3 separate regions of the Homo sapiens genome follow, and regions 1 and 2 are each linked to region 3. A link is an interaction called in ENCODE POLR2A ChIA-PET data of the cell type or tissue named here. Cell type or tissue: PC-9. All regions are shown on one strand. Each heading gives the region's core, and the rest is flanking DNA. Links, peaks and the distances in the headings are about the cores only.

Evidence for each region. ChIA-PET counts read pairs that join two places held together with the same protein. Peaks named below come from ENCODE experiments on the same cell type or tissue, not always from the same donor. Only the 100,000 strongest peaks of a DNase experiment are listed, where the experiment ranks them.
Region 1: POLR2A ChIA-PET joins it to region 3 with 7 read pairs; 2 of 35 experiments call an interaction of 5 or more read pairs at or near these places.
Region 2: POLR2A ChIA-PET joins it to region 3 with 6 read pairs; 1 of 35 experiments calls an interaction of 5 or more read pairs at or near these places.

Annotation. Positions count from the first base shown.
Region 1 is chr9:72,367,513-72,375,662 of GRCh38, reverse strand. No RefSeq gene overlaps it. Among named protein-coding and RNA genes, the nearest start is that of ZFAND5, 6.4 kb to the right of the region's middle. In PC-9, for the core only: no CTCF peak of the experiment used is centred there; no DNase peak of the experiment used is centred there.
Region 2 is chr9:72,663,314-72,671,463 of GRCh38, reverse strand. All of the region lies in intron 5 of TMC1 (transmembrane channel like 1), which reads right to left. Among named protein-coding and RNA genes, the nearest start is that of TMC1, 150 kb to the right of the region's middle. In PC-9, for the core only: no CTCF peak of the experiment used is centred there; a DNase peak (open chromatin) is centred at 4,073; H3K27ac peaks cover 581 bases.
Region 3 is chr9:72,136,703-72,144,852 of GRCh38, reverse strand. It overlaps a transcript of GDA not described here. Among named protein-coding and RNA genes, the nearest start is that of GDA, 8.7 kb to the left of the region's middle. In PC-9, for the core only: no CTCF peak of the experiment used is centred there; DNase peaks (open chromatin) are centred at 4,072 and 5,412; H3K27ac peaks cover 2,556 bases.

The DNA of each region.
Region 1 (8,150 bases), core at 2,178-7,177, 230 kb before region 3:
TCTACAGCTGCAATCTATCCCATAACCTAAGACTAATATTCTCGAATCTGAAATCTGTGATGCCCATTGAACTCTACTCTTTAGTTCGCTGGACTCCCTCAATTGCCTTCGTGAAGGCTTCAAAGACATCACCTTCTGCTATATAATTAGGAAGTTCAAGGAAGCATTCTCTCCAGCATCAAAAGCTTCAGGAAATCCCAACAATTTAGGCTTAGCCTTAGACACAGTTCAGCGATAGTATTACTAAGACCTAACAGGCCAGGCGTGATGGCTCACGCCTGTAATCCCAGCACTTTGTGAGGCCGAGGCAGGCGGATCATGAGGTCAGGAGTTCGAGATCAGCCTGGCCAACATAGTGAAACCCTGTCTCTACTAAAAATACAAAAATTAGCTGGGTGTGGTGGTGCACACCTGTAATCCCAGCTACTCGGGAGGCTGAGGCAGGAGACTCACTTGAAGCCGGGAGGCAGAGGTTGTGGTGAGCCGAGATCTCACCACTGCATTCCAACCTGGGTGACAAAGTGAGACTCTGTCTGGAAAAAAAAAAAAAAAATCTCGCCACTGCATTCCAGCCTGGGTGACAAAGTGAGACTCTGTCTGGAAAAAAAACAAAAAAAAACACAAAAACCTAACAATCTCTTATTTTTTCAATTTTATATTATCCAAGCACTTAACAGACCTAATTGTTTTTTAATTTTTGGGGTGACAATCAAAGCTTGTCTGAATTTGAGGGATCCCACTTATTTCTTTATTTTTAATAATAGACTTTATTTTTAAGAGCTATTTTAGGTTCACAGCAAAATTGAGAGAAAGGTACAGAGATTTCCCATATACACCTGCCTCCACACATGCATGGCCTTCCCCATTATCAACATCCCATAGAGTGGTATGTTTGTTACAACTGATGAACCTACATTGACCCATTATTATCATTCGAAGTCCTTGGTTTAAAGTAGGGTTCACTCTTGGTGTTGTAGGTTCTGTGGGTTTGGATAAATTGATCATGACGTGTAGCCACCATTATAGTATCACACAGAGTAGTTTCTCTATTATAAAAATCCTCTGTGTTCTGCATATTCCTCCCTCTTTCCCCTCTATCCCCTGGCAACCACTTGATCTTTTTACTGTTCCCATAGTTTTGCCTTTTTCAGGATGTCATATAGTTGAAATTAACAGTACGTACTTTTCAGACTGGCTTCTTTTTTGTTTGAGACAGAGTCTCACTCTGTTGCCAGGTTGGAGTGCGGTGGTGTGATCTCGGCTCACTGCAACCTCTGCCTCCCCGGTTCAAGCGATTCTACTGCCTCAACCTCCCGAGTAGCTGGGACTACAGGCGTGCGCCAACCACGTCCAGCTAATTTTTGTATTTTTAGTAGAGATGACGTTTCACCATGTTGCCCAGGACGGTCTCAATCTCTTGACCTCGTGATCTGCCCACCTCGGCCTCCCAAAGTGCTGGGATTACAGGCGTGAGCCACCGCGCCCGGACCTCAGACTGGCTTCTTTCACTTAGTAATATCCATTCAAGTTTTCCATGTCTTTTCATGGCTTAATAACACGTTTATTTTAGCACTGAATAATATTCTATTATCTGGATGTACCACAGTTTATTTCTCCATTCACCTACTGAAGGGTATCTTGGTTGCTTTCAAGTTTTGGCAATTACGAATAAAGCTGCTATGAATATCTGTGTGCAGGTTTTTTTGTGGACATGTCTTCAACTCCTTTGAGTAAATACCAAGGAGTGTGACTGCTGGATCATATGGTAAGAGTATGTTTAACTTCATAAAAAATCATCAAACTGCCTTCCGAAGTGACTACCATTTTGTAGTCCCAACAACAACGAATAAGAGTTTCTGTTGCTTTGCATCCTCACCAGCATTTGGTGTTGTTTGTTTTCTGGATTTTGGCCATTCTAATAGGTACATAGTGGTATCTCATTGTTGCTTTAATTTGCATTTCCCTGATGACATATAATGTGAAGCATCTTTTTTTTTTTTTTTTTTTTTGAGATGGAGTCTCGCTCTGTCACCCAGGCTGGAGTGCAGTGGTGCGATCTCGGCTCACTGCAAGCTCCACCTCCTGGGTTCATGCCATTCTCCTGCCTCAGCCTCCGAAGTAGCTGGGACTACAGGCGCCCGCCACCATGCCCGGCTAATTTTTTTGTGTTTTTTAGTGGAGACGGGGTTTTACTGTGTCAGCCAGGATGGTCTCGATCTTCTGACCTCGTGATCTTCCTGCCTCAGCCTCCCAAAGTGCTGGGATTACAGGCGTGAGCCACCATGCCCGGCCTATGTGAAGCATCTTTTTATATGCTTATTTGTCATCTGTATATCTTCTTTGGTGAAGCTAATGTTTTTATTTATTTGTCCTGCTTCAGTTTATCACTTTTAATTTTTCAATAAAAAGAATTTTCCCTTACATATTTATATGCTTCACATTTAGAGTTGGTCATGATGTTGTAAGTTATAATACAAAAACAACTTAAATCAGTCATATACCAGTATCTGAAGTACTGGCTCTGAAATTCCCAGGTTCAAACTTTATCTTGTTCATTCTAGAGCCATTGATCCACATGGAATAAATATAAATTCATATCTATTTCTAGATATTTATTCACTACTCCCACTTATTCACTACCTAACAATAGTAGTGGTTAGCTATACATTTCTCTTCCAATGACAGAGCATAACTTCAGTATGCAAAGACAAACAAAAAAAAAAAGAAGAGTTTTCTGGATTAAGTTGAAAAATGTTTGTAAGTAAAATTTTAAAAATAGATATACCTTTGTCAGCTGGGTGTGGTGGCTCATGCCTGTAATCCCAGCACTTTGGGAGACTCAGGCACGTGGACAACTTGAGGCCAGAGAGTTTGAGACTAGCCTGGCCAACACAGTGAAACCTGTCTTTATTAAAAATACAAAAGTTAGCCAAGCATGGTGGTACATGCCTATAATCCCAGCTACTGGGGAGGCTGAGGCGTGAGAATCTCTTGAGTCCAGAACGAGGAGGCTGGTTGCAGTGAGCCGAGATCATGCCACTGCACTCCAGCCTGAGTGACAGAGTGAGACTCTGTCTCAAAATAAATAAATAAATAAATACAAATAGCTATATCTTTGTAAGTGAAAAATTCATAAATAAACCATTTATAAGCCAAGGGATGAGTACAGATACTCATTCCTTTGAGTACTTCATTTGAATCTATGAAGGTGGGTAAAGTCGCTCTGAGAGAGTATGAGCAGTGAAAAAACAAAGAGTGCCCGGGACCTAGACCTAAAAAATGCCAACATTTAGGAGATGGACAGATAAGCTGGAGCTAGCAAAAGAGACAGAAGTTGCCTGTTAGAGACTGCTGGGTGAGGTGAGCGATACACAAGATAAGAATGGTATGGCCGGGTGCGGTGGCTCATGCCTGTAATCCCAGGACTTTGGGAGGCCAAGGTGGGCAGATCATGAGGTCAGGAGATCGAGACCATCCTGGCTAACATGGTGAAATCCCATCTCAACTAAAAATACAAAAAAATTAGCAGGGCATGGTGGCATGTGCCTGTAGTCCTAGCTACTTGGGAAGCTGAGGCAGGAGAATCTCTTGAACCCAGGAGGGAGAGGTTGCAGTGAGCTAAGATGATGGCACTACACTCCAGCCTGGGCAACAGAGTGAGACTCTGTCTCAGAAAAAAAAAAAAAAAAGAATGGTTAACTTTCTAGGCTTCGCGCCATGGTTCACACCTGTAATCCATCTGCCAAAGCAGGCAGATTGCTTGAGCTCAGGAGTTTGAGACCAGCCTGGGCAACATGGTGAAACCCATCTCTACCAAAAATACAAATAATTAACTGGGCACGTGTCTGTGGTCCCAGCTACTCCGGAGGATAATGTGGGAGGACTGCTTGAGCCTGGGAGGCAGAAGTTGCAGTGAGCCGAGATCGCGCCACTGCACTCCAGCTTGGGTGACAAAGTGAGACTCCCTCTCAGAAAAAAAAAAAGGTTAACATTCTAATGGTAAATATAATTATGAAATAAATTTAAAGGGGGAAGTGATCCTGAAGAGGCAACAAACACTGTGCCAAAGAACAGAAGGTTGTACTCTCACTAGATATATGACAATGGACAGGATATATAACTTTGCCCTGAGCCTCAGTCAGTCAACTCCTCCAGCAAAAGGAGAGATAAGAGTTATTTCAATAGGCTGTTGTGAGAATTTATCAAATTAATACATTTGAATATACATTGTAGGTGGAAAGACATTACACAAACTTAAGATACTTGCCTTGGCTCTCTGCCTAGAACTTAGATTGCTCCAGGACAGAGGCCCACCCTACCCACTTTTCTCATGCTAGTCTTCTGTCTGAATCCTGACCTCCCTAATTGTTTCTAGCTTTTTTTCTGCTGGCTAATAGGACCTTAGGAACAATTGCCTCCTGCCTAAGCTTTATAACAGCACAGTTGCTGGGCTCTAACTAAATCACTGACACCATTCCTGTCTTCCTGGCCAACCCCACCACCCATGAACCCAGGTTATGATATGCTCCAAAGTATTGTTTCTTTTTCTTTTCTTTTCTCTTTTTTTTTGAGAGGGAGTCTTGCTCTGTCACCCAGACTGGAGTGCAGTGGCACAATCTCAGCTCATTGCAACCTCCGTCTCCTGGGTTCAAACGATTCTCATGCCTCAGCCTCCGGAGTAGCTGGGATTACAGCCACACACCACCACGCCCAGCTAATTTTTTTTCTTTTCTTTTTTTTTTTTTTCTGAGAGGGAGTCTCACTCTGTCGCCCAGGCTGGAGTGCAGTGGCACGATCTCGGCTCACTGCAACCTCCATCTCCCAGGTGATTCTCCTGCCTCAGCCTCCCAAGTAGCTGCGATTACAGGCACCCGCCACCATGCTTGGCTAATTTTTGTATTTTTAGTAGAGACGGGGTTTCACCATGTTAGCCAGGCTGGTCTTGAACTCCTAACCTCAGGTGATCCACCCACCTCGGCCTCCCAAAATGCGATGATTACAGGTGTGAGCCACCATGCCCAGCCTTAATTTTTGTATTTTTAGTACAGATGAGGTTTCACCATGTTGGCCAGGCTGGTCTTGAACTCCTGACCTCAGGTTATCACCTGCCTCAGGTGATCCGCCATGTTGGCCAGGTTGGTCTCGAACTCCTGATCTCAGATGATCCTCCTGCCTCCCAAAGTGCGGGGATTACAGGCTTGAATCACCTCACCCAGCCCCAAAGTATTGTTTCTGAGACAATCCCAGAGCTAACTACTGAGATTAACAACCCACACTTAGCTTGTTCAATAAAAAAAATTTCTTAAGAGTTGAGACCAAAATATTTTGTTTCTTAAATGGTGTTTACAACAAAATATATATACATAGTAAATCATCAGTTTCCTTCAACCTAAGTTCTTGATTTACATAAACGATTAGGCAGGCCCAGCTCGATGGCTCACGCCTTTAATCCCAGAACTTTGGGAGGCAGAGGTGGGCGGATCACCTGAAGTCAGGAGTTCAAGACAAGACTGCCAGATTTTGTTCTCTACTAAAAACACAAAAACTAGCTGGGGGTGGTGGCGGGAGCCTATAATCCCAGCTACTAGGGAGGCGGAGGCAGGAGAATCGCTTGAACCTGGGAGATGGAGGTTCCAGCCTGGGCGACGAGAGAGAAACTCCATCTCAAAAAAAATAATAAGAAAATTAAAAACAATAAAAGCTTTTAGTTTTTCAAATAGTCTCAAAAATTGTTTAATGCTACGTTGATAGTATCTAGATAGTGTCAGAAAGTCTTCTCTAATCTGGTAAGATATCTATGTCTTTTATTTGAAGATTCTTTGATCAAGTTATTTTCAGAGAAAATAATTAAGAATTTTAATTTACCAAAAGGTCTATATAATAATGAAATTGCAACTTGCTTTATCAATTTCTTATTTATTTATTTTTAATTTTTTTTGAGACAGAGTCTTGCCTGTTGCCTAGGCTGGAATGCAGTGGCATATTCTCAGCTCACTGCAACCTCCACCTCCCAGGTTCAAGCGATTCTCCTGCCTCAGCCTCCGGAGTAGCTGGGACTACAGGCACCCGCCAACAAGCCCGGCTAATTTTTTATATTTTTAGTACAGACAGGGTTTCACCGCGTTAGCCAGGATGGTCTCGATCTCCTAACCTCCTGATCCGCCCATCTCGGCCTCCCAAACTGCTGGGATTACAGGCGTGAGCCACCGCGCCCAGCCTTAATTTTTAAATTAGTGGATTTGCTCTAAATACAATACTATAATCCTTTTAGCCAATTATTTTGAAAATACTTCTATAAAACAGTCCTTTACCTTGATCTTTGAAATCTGGGAAGGGGCTGGGAACGAAAGGGAGGAAGGGCACTATGTGAACGTCCAGTGACACATCAAAGTTTTGTGCTTTTTGTGTGTGGGTTTGTTTGTTTGTTTGTTTTTTGTTTTTGAGAAGCAGTTTCGCTCTTGTTACCCAGGCTGGAGAGCAATGGCGTGATCTCCGCTGACCGCCACCTCCACCTCCCGGGTTCAAGCAATTCTCCTGCCTCAGCTTCTGGAGTAGCTGGGATTACAGGCACCCGCCACCACACCCAACTCATTTTGTATTTTTAGTAGAGACAGGGTTTCACCATGTTGGTCAGGCTGGTCTCAAACTCCTGACCTCAGGTGATCATCCCGCCTCAGCCTCCCAAAGTGCTGGGATTACAGGCATGAGCCACCACACCCGGCCACTCTGAAGTTTTTAAGACCCTAGAAAAGGCTTTGTGCTTCACCATGTTCTACTCAAGCACAGACAGAAAATGAATAGTTACTTATGACCAAGTATTATAATAATGTCATAGCAGCAATTCTTGTCTCCATAATAGGAACTTATATGTCAAGATAAAATAACTTCAGGTCTTTTACATTTTACAGTGGACTAATAACTTATATTGCTATTTTTAAGGGATGTCAGTTTTCTCTAAGAAATTTAATTACATTTGCTCTTCTCCCATCATCAATCCCCTTTCCAGGCCTAGTTTACAAAGAAAAGTGTAAGAGAACCTGCAATGACTTTACCTGAGTTCTTAAGCAGACTACCAGGTTACCTACTTTAAGGAAATAAGCCTGGCTCCTTTGGCCATGGGGATGGTTGGAACTCAGACCTGGGTGAGTTTTCAAGATCCGTTATGATTGGTTATATGCTCCCATAGCATTCTATGCTTTTCTTTCAAAATATTTACCAGTTCATAATTATATATTATATGATAATATCTTTCTCCCCAAATGACAGTAAGATCCATGAGAACAGGGTAACATCTTTTTTTTTTACATGAATGTATATCCCAGCACCAAGTTAAGTGAGTGCCTGGAAAGTAGCAAATGTGCAAAACTTTTTTTTTTTTTTGAGACAGAGTCTCGCTCTGTTATCCCAGGCTGGAGCACAGTGGCACAATCTCGGCTCACTGCAACCTCCACCTCCCCAGCTCAAGTGATTCTCCTGCCTCAGTCTCCCGAGTAGCTGGGACTACAGGCACCTGCCACTCGCCTAGCTAATTTTTGTATTTTTAGTAGAGACAGGGTTTGGCCATGTTGACCAGACTGGTCTCCAATTCCTGACCTCAGGTAATCCGTCTGCCTCCACCTCCCAAAGTGCTGAGATTATAGGCGTGAGCCACCACACCTAACCAATATCACATTTTGAGCACGACCAACTTTGCTCATTATCTGTTTTTTTGTTTGTTTGTTTGTTTTGTTTTTGAGACGGAATCTCATTTTGTCACCAGGCTAGAGTGCAGTGGCATAATCTCTGCTCACTGCAACCTCTGTCTCCTGGGTTCAAGTGATTCTCCTGCCTCAGTCTCCCGAGTAGCTGGGACTACAGGCACGCACCAACATGCCCAGCTAATTTTTGTATATTTTTTAGTAGAGACAGGGTTTCACCATGTTGGTCAGGACGGTTTCAGTCTCTTGATCTCATGATCCACCCCCCATGGCCTCCCAAAGTGCTGGGATTACAGGTGTGAGCCACCACGACTGGCTACTCATTATCTTTTTTACAGAGGTTGGTTTCAGGCCAAAGTTGACCTTCCCTAATGACTATAGAGCAAAGCCCTTTGGCATGTTATATTAGAAGCATTCTCTTATATATTCTGTGTTTAGCAATTCAGTTTGTCT
Region 2 (8,150 bases), core at 2,178-7,177, 530 kb before region 3:
ATGGGTATCAAGATATACTACCCCAAAATGTAACACCTTAGCATGTTAAATATTTTAAGCTGTATGAATTTGAGAAAACTGCAGAAGCAGGACGGTCACTCTGTTCTTCCCTGGCACTTCTCTGAAGCAGATCATAAGTCCCTCATGTGAGAGGTGCCCTCCCTATACCCAGAGAAAAGAAACATCCTTGTCTCTCACGACAAAAGGTCAAGGAGAAAAATCTGAACAAGCAAACCCAGCTAAATTTCCCCCAGTTTACTACCATTAGATCATAACCCCATTGTATTATATGCCCCATTATATTTCTCCATGACTATCCATTCTTCATCAAACCTACTATAAAAATACTCAGATCTGTTTCTTTGAGTCTTCTTTCCTTATGATGGCTACTGTGTCACATAACACTTATATTAAGTAAATGTGTATGCTTCTGTGTTATTAATCTGTTTTTTGTTATAGTGGCCTCAGCTGTGAACCCAGGATGGGTAGAAAAAGATATTTTTCTTTCCCTAAGAGGTTACAGTGGTCTTTAGTCACAGTCTCTCTTCAAGTGATACTACACCATTTCATACATAGTGTAAAACCTTATACCAGTATGTTTCCATTTCTTTTCTTACAGACTTTATACTACTGTTGTCATACATGTTTTGATGTTCATTAATCCTTCTTCTATATCTAATCTGCTGCGAATCCCATCTCGCTTATGCTTCATCTCAGATATTGTAATTTTCATCTGTACATATTTTATTGTCTTTTTATTTCTTCTGTGTCGTGATTTGATCTTTCCTCTAGCCACTTGAACATGTGTAATGGCTAGAGTTGGCAGTTATAATTAGCTCTTTGTTTACTAATTACATCATCTGTGTCATTGATGGGGCAATTATGTATAATTGATTTTTCTTGGAATTATGGGTATTTATTTTCATGCTTCTTTATATTCATGGTAATATTTGGTTGCATATTAGACATTATGAATTTTACCTTACTGACTGCTAGATATTTTCATATTCCTATAGTCTTCGGCTTTGTTCTGGTATATATTTAAGTTACCTGGAAACAGTTTTATCCTTTAGGGTCTCATTTTTTAAGTTTTGTTAGGATCAGAGCAACATTTGGTCTAGGACTAATTTTTTCTCACTGCTGAAGCAAAACCCTTCTAAGTACTCTACCTAATGTCCCATGAATTTCATGGTTTTTATACTCTTTCTGGTGGAAAGAGGAGCTATTCCCAGGCCTATGTGATTCTAAGGATTTGTCCCTCTAAACCTTTTCAGAGGTTCTTTCTCCAGCCACACACATGCACTGATCATGATTCAGCAGAAGAGTCAGCAGGAACACTACAGAAATCCAGAGCTCACTCTCTGTTCAGTTTTCTTTTCTCTGGAACTCTTTCTCATGAATTGCAGCTATCTTTGTACCTGCAGACTTTCAGGTCTCTCTCCTTAACTCAGAAAGAGCAATAGTTTCCATTCGCAACCCTTCTCTCTGCACCCTGGCCTGGAATCTCTCTCCAGGCAGTAAACTGGGGCAATCACAGGCTCACCTAATTTGTTTTCCCTCTCTCAGAGGTCATTATCCTTTGTTGTCTGAGGTATAATGTCTTGAAAACTGTTGCTATATATATCTTATCCAGTTTTTATTTATTTCACATAAAAGAGTAAATTCAGTATCTGTATTTCATCTTAACCACATTGAGAAATCTATTTGTGCTAACTATTCTAGAGGTCTCTAAGATAAGTTCTTTTTTTCAAGTCATATGGAAAAAAAAAAATGAGTCAAGAGACTAGCTATCTCTTACCCTTTCTCTTTTGTTTCACATCGGCTCATCCCCAGGTATGTGAAATCACCAATTTTAAGAGAAGGGTTATATCAATTATGCATTGTTTAAATAAAAATAACATTTATAAATATTTCAATGACATGCAGAAATGTTTATGATAGATGTCATACAAAAATATCATTAAAATTCTACAGATTATAAAGTTAGAATATCTGAAATAAATGTCTTCTGCAAAAATAAATTAATTAAAAGCTGAAATGAAATATGCCAAAATTTTTGCAGTCATATCTAGATGATGAGGTTGTGAGATGTTATTTCTTTTCCTTTAGATATTTTCTGTACTTTGTAAATTATTATAGTACATTTTTTTTTCTTTAGATAGAGTCTTACTCTTTCGCCCAGGCTGGAGTGCAGTGGTGCAATTCCAGCTCACTGCTACCTCCGCCTCCCAGGTTCAAGCGATCCTCCTGCCTCAGCTTCCCGGGTATCTGGGATTACAGGCGCCTGCCGCCACCTCACCCAGCTAATTTTTGTATTTTTAGTAGAGACAGGGTTTCACCATATTGGCCAGGCTGGTCTTGAACTCCTGACCTCAGGTGATCTGCCCCACCTCAGCCTCCCAAAGTGCTGGGATTACAAGCGTGAGCCACTGCACCCAGCTGTATTATCTTTTAAAAGGGCAAAATTGTGTTATGTTTTTGTTTTCTAAAAATGAGTTGTAGGGAGACAAAAACTGAGAGAAAATTTTGAGGAAAATATACAGAAGGTCTGAAGTTACTGCTTAGCTATTTCTTTAAGTATCTCACACAAGCTGTTCTTTGCTTGACCCTGGCAGTTATAAAACATAGCCCTGTGTCTCTATGAAGAAGGCCTGGATTATAAAATATCATGAAAAAACAGGAATCGAACATCCAGAATTTAGTAAACATTATTTTAATCCCACAGTATTAGGAAAAAAGGAGCCAATGCCATAAAATATTAATAGTGCTCTCTTCGATAGAGGCTAAAATGTTCTATCTTGTAATAGAGCTCAGGACCGGACTTTTAGAGGAAAATGATGAAAAGTTTAGAGAGAAGTGATGGCAAAGGGTTCTAGTTAATTAACTCTACTCTCTCTTGGTTACCAAATTAAGGGAACTCAGTTGGACTATTCTATTCTTAGATCAGGTTCATGTGATGATCCTCATTGTACAGAGAAGAAAACAGAAGCAGAAAGAGCTCCAGATAATTCACTCGTTAATTCACTCAATCAACAAGAATACACTTAGTGTCTATGGAGACAAAGCACTAAGAGGGGCTGTGTGGTTCAGCTGAAGGAGCACAGGATTATTCTCAGAATCAGACAGACCTGCGTTCAAAACCTAGCTCTGCCTCCTCAAAAATTATGACCAGACAACTTTTTAACCTTTCTGACCATCAGCTTTCATTTCAACAAATTATGAAAACAAATAACATCATAGGAATGTTGTGATCATTAAATAAGTTAAATGCTAAAACCCATAAGTAAAAATATTATACACTAGGCATTGCCTGATATATAAAAGGCACTCGAATCTATACTAATCTAATGAAATCTGGAGAGCTATAAAGTAAAAAAGGATATTTTTCTTTTATTCCAAAATGTCACAATCTAACTAGGAAAAAAGATATTAACAAGTAAAATGATTGGTGTGAGGTAGAATATAACTAAGTACTGTGATTTTTAATGTCAAAGATAGGAACTGAGAGAAAGAAGACATTCCAGGCAGCTGAAAATGAAGAGAGAAGGCTGAATGAAAGAAGTAGACTTAAATTGAGTCTCTAGATGTAAAGAGGTTAGAAGTCATCACTCCCATCCTAAGAAGAAAAACGCTGAACAAACTGGAAATCAATGGCTCTTCTTAATTCTGCTGACAGAATTGATAGAGAGAAAGGATAGCCTCATTGAGGTAAGAAGAGGCAGGGATTTATAACAATAGGTGCTGTTGTCTGACTGTTTTACTGCTAAGCAATTTAAAAATTGCCAGGATTAAAAATGCCCAGAGTTCTCAGAGAAACCCAACTGGTGCGTGTGTTATTATCTCAATTTTAAGCAGACTAAATGAATAAGTCCATTTAAAAATGGTGAATTGTATTTATGTGTTTGTTGTGACTACATCCCAATATCCAACTACATTTGGTAGTGAAAGAATTGTAAAAGGTATATATACCAACAAGACAAAAAGGAAGGAACATGAGCAGGTGAGAGATTTCTACATCTTTTTGAAAATATGAAAACAAGGAAGAGATTTTTGGTTTATCCAGGAATAAGAATGTAGTGAGCTGGCAACCAGGAAGAAGGAAGCTGACTTACATTGCAGAATCTAAGGATCAGATTTTAGAGGTTCTGGGGAGGGAAAGGGCAGTGAAGAGACACGGGGTAGAAAATTCACTGAACCCGAAAGTCAACCTGGAATTTCCTTTGCCACTCTCACCTTACTGAGGATGCAAAAGCAGCCAGAGATGGAGAAACCCAAATCTACCAGTTATCACTAGTTCCCCTACCCTGCTTTATTTTCCTCAAAACAGTCACCATCTGACATTACTTTTTTTGGTTTTTGGTTGTTTTGTTTGTTTGTTTGTTTTGAGACAGGGTCTCACCCTGTCACCCGGGCTGGAGTGCAGTGGGGAGATGTTGGCTCACTGCAACCTCTGTGTCCTGGGCTCAAGTGATCCTCCCACCTCAGCCTCCTGAGTAGCTGGGACTACAGGCACACGCCACCATGTGTTTCGTTTATTGTTTGTTTTGTTTTGTTTTGTTTTGTTTTGTTTTGTTTTGGTAGAGATGGGATTTCCCTATGCTGCCCAGGCTGGTCTCAAACTCCTGGGCCTAAGTGATCCTCCCACCTCAGTCTTCCAAAGTGCTGGGATTACCAGCATGAGGCCACCACGCCTGGCCGTGACATTATGTTATCTACTTATTTGTTAATTGATCCACTGTTTATTTTCCCCACAAGCAAATAAGCTTCTGGGAAGGCAGGGGCTTTGTTGGTCTTCAACTCTTTATTGCCCATGCTTGGCAAATAATAGGCACTCAGTCAGTGTTTGTGATATGAATAAATGAGTGACCCCAGCAATAATATTAACAATAGTTATACTGTACAAGAGTGACATTAGATGGTAATTTCCTTCCAGTCTCAGATTTACCACATTTCCCCCTGTGTCTTGGGGCCTTTTGGTTAGTATAGGAAATTTGTCCAAGAGGAAGGAATAACATTAGCAAAGTCACAAAGAAGAAGGAAGTACAAGGCATGAAGGGAACAGAGATTTGCCAGGCTAGATTAGAACCACCTCTGTAGAGTGCTCCCCCAGTGTCCTTAGAGAAGGTCCTATATTACTCATTGCATCTCTCATGCCTCTGAATATTAAAGCACTTTTTCTTCCCTTTCCTTCCTTTTTTTTTTTTTAATAGAGACAGGACAAGGTCTTGTTATGTAGTGCAGGCTAGTCTCGAACACCTGCCCTCAAGCAATCCTCCCGCCTTGGCCTCCCAAAGTGCTGGGATTACTGGCGTAAGCCACGCTGCCTGGCCTCAAAGTATGTTTTAAATCTAACTATTATAAACCTTTCCTTTCAAAATTTCTGATATTTTAATTTGCTGCCTTCTCACTAAAACATTTATGTAGTCTGGTAGCTCTGCTTTTCACATAACCCAAGCTCCTCCATTCAGAGAAGATGCAACCAAAGGCCATGGAGGAACTGTGGAGGGAACTGTGAGCCATGTTCTCCACTTCTGAAAGCCATCATGCAGGTCATTCTTCTTCATGGAGAAAGCAAAGTTCACTTGCTTGTGAGTGGGAAAATGTTCCCTCCCAGAAGCTGGTGTTGGTAGTGCATACATCTACAGCCTTCACCTACATCTAAATATACATCAGGAGAAATTTAGTAGGCAACAAAAAGCTAAGCAGAATTTTAAAATAAAGCAAACTAACTGAAGGCCTGTTAGATTAATCTCTGTAAACTAAGGTATCGTGATGCCAGACGTAACATTCAGGTCTCCTGACTAGAGCCTGAGTCACCAGTTGTCAGACTTGTGAATTCCAAAGAGGAGCTTGCCCTGGTTTATTTCAGCTTGCCAGGGCTTCCACCCATCCATCCCAGGCCATTGGAATGCAGTGCTAAAGCACCCTGGATTTGATATTCTATGTGTGAAATATCTTTGTACCACTTTCTGTAGCAACCTATCTAAATCAGTCACCAAATCTAAAAATAGACATTCTTCCTTAAGTTATGGCTTTGAGTCCATATAACCAATGGAGGAAAATAGTGCCAGAGTCCAACCTTTTTTTCTAACACCTCCACTAAGCAGGAACTAAGAAAAGGAGTGGGGACCTAGACTAGAAATATCTCTTCTTATACCCACCTGAAAGCAGCTCTCAGAAGATGTCATAAAACCAAGGTTCACACCACTCATTATTCAAGTACCTCATACAATTGACCATCCACTCAATAAATACAGTCACGTACCACATAACGACACTTCAGTCAATGACAGACCACATACACAAAGGTGGTATCATAAGATTATAAAGGAGCTAAAAAATTCCTATTACCTACTGACATTGAAAGGGGAGAGTTCCCTGATACCCCTTGCAGACATGTGGAAGGGGTGTGGCTCATCTGTTGCGCAGTCACTGCTGTGCAAGCCTGTTATAGGAGAGGGAGCATGTAGACAGATAGGTGCAGGAGCCAGGGCGAGCACTTTTGGGTTCCCATCCCACGGTGGCATCTAGGGGTGTGTGCCTGTGACTCTCAAAGCCCCAGTGGGTGTGCTACAGTGCTCTTTTAGCTCCGCCATCCGCAGATGGCTTAAGTGTTAACCAGCTCAGTGCCCTCTTGGTACCCAGGTTCTTGTCCAGTGTCCAGGAAGAATCAAGTCACACATGAACTTGAAGGATGGTGAATGTGAGGATTTTACTGGGTGATGGAGGTGGCTCTCAGCAGGATGGGTGGGGAGCTGGAAAGGGGATGGAGTGAGAGATGATCTTCCCCTGGAGTTTGGCTGTCCTGCAGCTGATCTCCTCTCTGACCATCCCCATCCAAACTCCTCTTGACATTCAGATGCTCCTTCTCTTCTCTCTTTCTCTGCAGCACCACTCTTCTGCTCCTCTGCTCTTCTGTTTGTCTGCTCATCTGCTCATCAAGCCTGGGATTTGGGGTTTATATGGATACAGGACAGAGGGGCATGGCAGGCCAAAAGGCAACATTTGGATGCACAAACAGGAATGCCTATTCCCATTTAGGACTGCAGGTTTCCAGGCTTGGGAGTAAGGCTTTTGCCAGGGAACTGCCCTCTTCTACCCAGTATTTCCCTGTCTCCTGTTTATATCAACATGGTAGCTCTGGTAATGTCATAGATCAACACATTACTCATATGTTTGTGGTGATCCTGGTGAAACACACCTACTGCACTGCCAGGCATACAAAAATGTAGCACAATTAGGTATAGTACATAATACTTGATAATGATAATAACCGACTCTGTTACTGCTGTATTTATTTACTGTACAATACTCTTAATCGTTATTTTAGAGTGTACTCCTTCTACTTGTAAAAAAGGAAATTAACTATAAAACAGCCTCAGGCAGGTCTTTCAGGAGGTATTCCAGAAGAAGGCATTGTTAACACAGGAGACGAGAGCTTCGTGTTATTGTCCATGAAGATCTTCCAGTGGGACAAGATGTGGAGGTGGTGGATAATGATATTGATGATCCAGAACCTGTGTAGACCTAGGGTATTGTGTTTCTGTCTTCATTTAAATTAAAAAGTTTAAAGGGAAAAAATGAAAATAGAAAGCACTTATAGAATAAGTATATAAAGAAAATATGTTTGTACAGTTGTACAAAGTGTGTTTTATGCTGTTATTACAAGAGTCAAAAGTTCAAAAAAATTAAAAACTTCAAAAAGTAAAAAACTTATAGTAAGCTAAGGTTAATTTGTTACTAAAGAAAGAAAAATATTTTTAATAAACTTAGTATAGTCTAAGTATATGGTGTTTATAAAGTCTACAGTGAAACCACCTTTGCAAACGTTAACAGTGACAAAATTATGACAGTGAAAGAGATCTAAACTAACAGATTCCATCTTGTTTCTAACCTCCAAGCTGCCCTTGTCCATTCCTGGGGACAGGTCCAACTAACTTTGGGAGGAACTTAGTTTATAGTTTAACTTTGAAACAAAGATGATAACAGCCCTTTCCTTAAATAAACCCCCTTCTTTCCTGGGGACTAGGCTGCCTTTGTAGGACTAACAAATTAGCCACAAGATTTGCAACTTCCCCAATTACTCCTGCAAATAACATCACTATTACAGAACCTAAGATTGGTCTTTTGAGATGTCTTTTCAGGTTTTT
Region 3 (8,150 bases), core at 2,135-7,134:
CTTTTAAAACTGTGTGTTCTTCTGAGTGGGAGGCCTTAATGGATAGCAAATCATAATGATCTCCATTTTCCAGTTCTTAGGTGAGAACCCAGGTTTGCCTATCCATAGAGGCAGCACCCTCGGCCCCCCAAAACTACTTTATCTGTATAGTGTAGTTATGCCAGTGAGTATCCCACCTCTGTATTTACTGACAATAGAGAGATGGCTCAATTCATATTTTGTCCATTTTTATGAGAATATAGTGCTAGTCCCTATAAATATTCTTTAACAGTTTGTTCACTTAACAAATATTTATTGGACATCTATATTATGATAGGCACCATGCTAAGCACTGTGGGTATGACTGTATGAAACAGATATTGTCTTACCTATATGGAACTAATATATTTTCTCTCTGCCACCTCTAGGAGTAGAAATTAATAGCTTTCATAGTATTACTGTAACATTTCCCTAGCATAATTAGTGAATGTCGTATTATTATATATACTACATGTCAAATCTTAAGTGATACGAATATAATACAAGGCACTTAACAATTGATGCTGAAGTGACACATTGATAACAATGCTCTAGTATGCTATTTGATATTACTTGTTTTAAAGAAGTCTATTGTTAATATTATTAGTATTTTGAGGTAGAGTCTCACTCTGTTGCCCAGGCTGGAGTGCATTGACACCATCTCAGCACACTGCAACCTCTGCCTCCCAGGCTCAAGGGATTCTTCTGCCTCAGCCTTCCCAGTAGCTGAGACTGCAGGCACCTGCTACCATACCCGGGTAATGTTTGTGTTTTTAGTAGAGATGGGGTTTCACCATGGTAACCAGGCTGGTCTCGAACTTCTGGCCTCAAGTGATCCATTCTCCTCAGCCTCCCAAAGTGCTGGGATTACAGACATGAGCCACTGCGTCTGGCCAGAAGTCTATTATTTTTAAATAGCTCCTATATTACTCTTGAAAAATCGGCATATGTTTATTTTATAAGATTTGAACATTTAAAAATACCGTATCTCACTATCCAGATATATTATCACCATTAGCACCCTTGTGGTTTGTTTAGAAAAGTTCAAATATAGAAAAGACAAAAGATAGTAGCCTAGAAGTTTGTAGATGAGAAAAGTAGGGAAGAGGAAAGCTACCTCTTCTTTTTAGAATAGCAATTAAGTTTGGAGAAATGCATACATTTTACCTGAATTTTATAGAAAAAGGGAAAACAGAACGAGAGGAATGAGTTGCAACTTGACTTAGGTTTTATGCCAGACAGGTGCAGGGAGATATTTTTCTGGCTGGAAGGTTTTAAGTAGTATGTAGGCAGCTGTTTCCATCACCTACTCATACTGCTGATCCCTCAAATCAGGTAGCACGTTAGTAAAATTTAGCTGATGCCGGCTTCCTACCATGACAGCAAGCTCAAAGCAAATATTCTTGGGCCGGGTGTGGTGGCTCATGCCTGTAATCACAGCACTTTGGGAGGCCTAGGCAGGTGTATCACCTGAGGTCAGGAGTTCGAGACCAGGCTGGCCAACATGGAGAAACCCTGTCTCTACTAAAAATACAAAATTAGCCGGGCATGGTGGTGCATGCCTGTAATCCCAGCTACTCGGGAGGCTGAGGCAGGAGAATCGCTTGAACCTGGGAGGCGGAGGTTGCAGTGAGCCGAGATCGCGCCATTGCACTCCAGCCTGGGCAACAAGAGGGAAAATCCACCTCAAAAAAAAAAAAAAAAAATTCTTGACCTGTGTTATTTTGTGTACATTTATGCTCCAACATGGATTATAAAGGTATTCTAGCCAGGTACAGTGGCTCATGCCTGTAATTCCAGCACTTTGGGAGGCCGAGGCAGGTGGATCATCTGAGGTCGGGAGTTCGAGACCAGCCTGACCAACATGGAGAAACCCTGTCTCTACTAAACATACAAAATTATGCAGGAGTGGTGGCACATGCCTGTAATCCCAGCTACTCAGGAAGGCTGAGGCAGGAGAATCGCTTGAACCCAGGAGGCAGAGGTTGCAGTGAGCCAAGATCGCGCCATTGCACTCCAGCCTGGGCAACAAGAGCAAAACTCCGTCTCAATAAATAAATAAATAAATAAAATAAAAGGTATTCCACTTTTACTATCAAGGGATAAGCAATACATACAATCAATATCTATAGGTTCCTATTCCAGCTCAGTCACAAGCCAATGATATCTTGGCAAAGTCATTCTACTTTGGGCCTTGGTTTCTTCATCTGCAAGATGAAAGGTCACCTGCTATCACTGGTTCCGTACTTCTTTTTTTTTTTTGAGATGGAGTCTTGCTCTGTTGCCCAGGCTGGAGTTCAGTGGCACGATCTCGGCTCACTGCAAGCTCTGCCTCCCGAGTTCACACCATTCTCCTGCCTCAGCCTCCCGAGTAGCTGGGACTACAGGTTCCCACCACCACACCTGGCTAACAGGATGGTCTCGATCTCCTGACCTCATGATCCGCCCACCTCAGCCTCCCAAAGTGCTAGGATTACAGGTATGAGCTACCGCACCCGGCCAGTTTCCATACTTCTTTATTCCCAAGGATTCATTTCCTTATTCCTGCTACTTACATACCTTAAGTTTTACATTGTATCAAGAAAACTAGTACAAGACAGAAACTCAATAAAAGCTGTTAAATGAAAGATTTCCCCACTTCTCATTCATCAAAGACCAAAATAACTACCAATCAGAACTTCTGATGAACATGAACTATCTAGCATGTCGAGTTCACATAATTCAAATCAAATGCAGGTCTAACATTTTACTTAGCCCATGCAACCTATCTCAAGTTGGACAAATTCTGTTAAACCTTTGTGAAAAGTTAGAGACTCAAGAAACAGCTTGAATTTGTTGAACAATCCTCCTAAGCATCCTGGGACTCCAAGTTGATCAATATTGAAGTAGAGTCGGGAAGCCACTGAAATGATTTCACACATTTTTGGGAGCTACTTTGCCACTTTTCTGCTTTGAGATAGAAGAATCTATACATCTCTAATGTGCCACATTGATAACTGAGACCTAGGGCATGAAATGAATCCTATTAGGCTCTCATTCTGGGGATCTCAGAGAAGGATTGGTTTTTCCCAAGGTTATTAATGTGCAGCTTAACTGGTTTGAGCTGACCGTGGATCTAAAGTGAAAAGACGCTTACCTCAGCTAACAATGCATGCTAGCCGAGGTGCTGAGAGTCATTGCATGCATGTTCCTAGACTCCATGTTCCTGGAAACCATAATGAGATTGGACTCCACTCTAGCAGAAAGCCAAACATTATCATCCCTACAGATGCTACACAATTAGTGCCTCTTTAGATAGGTGTAAATTTCATACAGAAAGTAAAAACCAACTGAAGCTCAAGTTAAATTGTCATAACAATGATTTTAAGGAAAAAAAAATTCTAAGGAATTCTCACAATATTATTTAAATAGGTAAAATTAAACTTATTTGAAAAACTATAAATGAGTGTCAAAACTTCCTTCCTTTGTGTATATTTCTAAAGGGATGATTTTTAATATTATATATAAATGAAATTTACCATTTATGTAACACTCTTCCATATAAAATGCAAAACCCACTAACTATAGTTGTGAGAAGAATCCAGCCCTAATAAGAAGGAAGAAACCATCTCTGAGAAGCAATTTTTGTTATTGCTTTTAGAAGTGTGGTTTGTGTTTTTGGAATTCTTTGTGGAATGGCATATAATAGGGAATCAGTAAATATTAATATTAGACAAATTAATGCTAAGTTATATATAATAAAACTCCAGTTCAGAATCACTCATTCTCCCCCATGGAGCATTAAAATTGCCATAGTGTCCATATTACCAAAATATGCTATGAAATGAAAAACATGTGATTGGGATTTGGAGCATGTGTAAGTTCAGACAAGGCTGAAAGTGACAGAAAACCTCAAGCGATCCTCCTGCCTCGACTTCCCAAAGCCCTGGGATTACAGGTGTAAGCTACTGTTTGGCCTGGAATGACTCTTCTCACTTTTATTTACAGACTTTGCTTCCCTTAGATCTCAGACTACAGACTACATGGATTCAGGTCAGAGGTGTGGTCACCATGACTTAGAAGAATGGCATTTAACATTTTGGTGCCGTGAGGTATGTACTTCCTTTTAGTTAATTACAGTCATTTCCAGATATGGGACATTTTGCTATACTTATTTCAATGGAGAAATATTTTAATGGCCCGGAACACATAATATGACAACATCAATTTTATCATTAATATGTATAATTTTTACCCATTCCTCATGTCATCCTAAGATTGATTACAAAATCAATCAAAAACCAGCTAAAACTCTGCAGTCTAAATGGGAATGGGAATATATTGTTTTGCATAACAACAACAACAATGAAAAATCTATGGTCACACTCTTTCTGGCAGCGCAGCTTTGTTGTAGGTTCAATCACTGTCTACAGCACCCAACTTCTCTCTCTGCCCTCTTTCCTCCTCTTTTCCCGCTCTTCCCTTCTCCTTCTCTCTTCCACACAGACTCCATTCTCTGACGTCTCCCTCCTCATGATCACAAGGTGATGACAACAGCTCTAGACTTTATACTCTCAAATTCAGGTGAAGAAAAAGCGAAGCGACCTTTCCCAAAAGTTTCAGAAAAATACAAAAACCAAACTCATCATCTTATTTGCCACAATAGGCTGATATGCCCAGCCCTAACAACAATAACAAAAGCATTATAGCCGGGGCAAGGTGACATGTGACACTCTGATCTGGGTCTCATGCCCCATCTGTTAGTTAAGGAGCAGGTAGGTGAGGAAGTACAGGCACTCAGGGTAGGGAACGCGGGGTTCCCTAGAGAACTTGGAATATAGTGTCCAGAAGAAGGTGAATGGGTGCTGGGCAGCAAAAACAGCAGGTTTTTATTAGGGTGTGGTAGGTACAGGCTTTTGATTAAAAGTTACCTACAACTAACTGATAGGCACAGATATAATTAGAAATATAACCCGCATAAATATTGATAAAATATAGTAGAATACATGATGTAAGTTAAATAGTTATTGCAAGATGCTTTCATTTTCCTCTCAAAACAAAACCTTATTTTGTGCCTCTTATGAGTAAGATGCTATGCATTGTGTAGGATATAAAACTGAGATTCCCTGCCCTCACACTAAGAATCACAGGAGGAAGGGTAAAAAGATGAAATGAATAATGGAGCATTTTTTTTTATTAGAGGCGAGGGTCTCCCTATACTGCATGCAATCTGGTCCCGAACTCTTGTCCTCAAGTGATCCTCCTGCCTCAACTTCCCAAAGCCCTGGGATTACAGGTGTAAGCTACTGCACTTGGCCTGGAATGACTCTTCCCATTTTTATTTAGAGACTTCTCTTCCCTTAGATCTCAGACTACAGACTACATGGATTCAGGTTAGAGGTGTGGTCACCATGACTTAGAAGAAAGGCATTTAACATTTTGGTGCCATAAGGAATGTACTTCCTTTTAGCTAATTACGGTCATTTCCCAGTATGGGACATTTTGATATATGTATTTCAATGGAGAAATATTTTAATGGCCCAGAACATATAATATAACAATGTCAATTTTATCATTAATGTGTATAATTTTTACCCATTCCTCATGTCATCCTAAAATTGATTACAAAATCCAGTAAAGCTGCATTTGACCAACTACACCAAAATGCTTGGTTCGAACAAGTCATATAAAAAAAGCCCTACTTTGATCATTTCTGTTCATCAAATTTTTACTTGCTAACCTTAAGGTAAAGTGCTTGAAAGAGGAATAGCAGCCCATGCCTTGTCCATATTTTTAGATATTCTTAGATGTGTTAGGATGATGGACTATGACCATAAAAACAATATAACACGAAATGCATGGAAAGATACAACGATACAGATGTTTCATAAATGCAATAAAAACTTAATTACATAAATTATTCTCTTTCCCTAGTCAATTAAATATGATTGATGTTGCTGTTGTCACTGTTGTTTAATGTGCTGTTACCAGTTCTCGCCTTTCCCCAATCTCTTACTTTCTCATTCATTTAGTCTATGAACATTTGTTGAGCGCCTTGTATATGCCAGGTATTCTGTTAAGCCCTAGAAATTGAAAGATTTTAAAAAGTCATGACTCTTATCCTTAAGAAGCTTATAAGATAATGGCAGAAACCGACAGGCACACATGTGGCTGTGATAAACTGTCTGCAGGTGTCTCTTCCCCCTTCAACTCCTGCATACTCCATCGACCCATCATGGGGCTCTGTGAGGAGCAGATCTGTCTCCTTTACTGCTATGGAAACAGCGTTTAATGCAGTACCTGGCATGCTGTAGACACTCAATAGATGATTGTTAGATGTGTTAAGTGCAACAGTAGAAGTATGCAAGAAATATTGATTCCTGCCTCATAAGAAGAGTAGATGCATACAGAGAAGTTGGTCTGGGGCAGTGATTTTCAACTAAGAGCGGTTCTGCTCCCTGAGAGAGCAGGAGCACCATCATCTTGGACAAACACCACCACTTTAAGTTCCAGCTCCCTTTCTAGCCTCATGCGTTTCAAGGCAATCACTTCTCTTCTAACTACAAGCCGCCAGAAAGAGCAGACAGTAAAACACAGATAAAACAGCTTGGGCACAGAGGGAGGTGGTGGGAAGTCTCTTGGGTAACTGCCAAACTTCACCCTCATACAATGGGCCCCAGTAAAACAGTGGTCCTTAATAAGCACATTCCTTCTCCTTCAGGTGCACTAAGATAGGGAAGCCAAAAGCAGACTCGGGGGTATGCCTGCAGCTGCAGACAGATGTATGGGAACAGATACACAACTCTCCCTCCCATATAAGCACAACAAAGAGACACAGAAGCAGTCTCAGCCTCTGATAAACTCTCCCACCCTGAATCCTTAAAAACTCAGTCTGTAAGAGAGTGTGGCGTTGACCTAACTCGGCCAGAAGCCTTTCTCAGGCTTGTTTAAAATAAACCTGTCTCTGTTGACTGTAGAGCCACCCTTCGTGTTTCTCTCCTCTTTATTTAATTCTTACACTCCCCAGGGAGCACTTGGCAATGTCTGAAAATAATTTTGGTTGTAACAGTTGAAGGTGGGGGGGTGGGTTATGACTGGCATCTAATAAGAAAAAAACAGGGATCTAAGATGTTTAGCAGCACAGCCTCCCACCACAAAGTTATTCAGTCCAAAATGTCAATAGTGCTGAGATTGAAAACCTTAGTGTGGGGTAAGATCCTCAGTTATAGGATCTTAAATGTTCAGTGATCTTTGAGCTTCTAGAAGCACCACAGAGTCTTAGAAAATTGTAGAGTTAAAAAGGATCTTAGGGCCAGGCACGGTGGCTCACGCTTGTAATCCCAGCACTTTGGAAGGCTGAGGCGGGCACATCACAAGGTCAGGAGATCGAGACCATCCTGGCTAACACAGTGAAACCCATCTCTACTAAAAATACAAAAAAATTAGCCGGGCGTGGTGGCAGGAGACTGTAGTCCCAGCTACTCGGGAGGCTGAGGCAGGAGAATGGTGTGAACCCGGGAGGTGGAGCTTGCAGTGAGCTGAGATGGCACCACTGCACTCCAGCCTGGGCAGACAGAGTGAGACTCCGTCTCAAAAAAAAAAAAAAAAAAAAAGAAAAAAAGAAAAGGATCCTAATTTTTTTTTTTTTTAATTTATTTATTTATTTTTTAATTTTTAAGGATCCTAAATTTTAAAGGATCTTAAATTTCACTCCAATTCCCCAATGAAATCATTTGTATTATTCTTGGAAGATGGTCTGCTATTAATTTTCAGAGGCAGAAAGTTTAGTTCTTTGAGTGATGATCATTTCCTTTGTTAGTTTTAATATTCATATGTATGTTTTTGTTGTTGTTGTTGTTGTTGTTTTCTTTTTGAGACGGAGTCTCACCCTGTCTGCCAAGGACCAAGGCTGGAGTGCAATGGCGCAATCTCCACTCACTGCAAGTTCCGCCTCCTGGGTTCACGCCATTCTCCTGCCTCAGCCTCCCGGGTAGCTGGGACTACAGGCACCTGCCACCATGCCCGGCTAATTTTTTGTATTTTTACTAGAGATGGGGTTTCACTGTGTTAGCCAGGATGGTGTCAATCTCCTGACCTCGTGATCCGCCCACCTCGGCCTACCAAAGTCCTGGGATTACAGGCATAAGCCACCG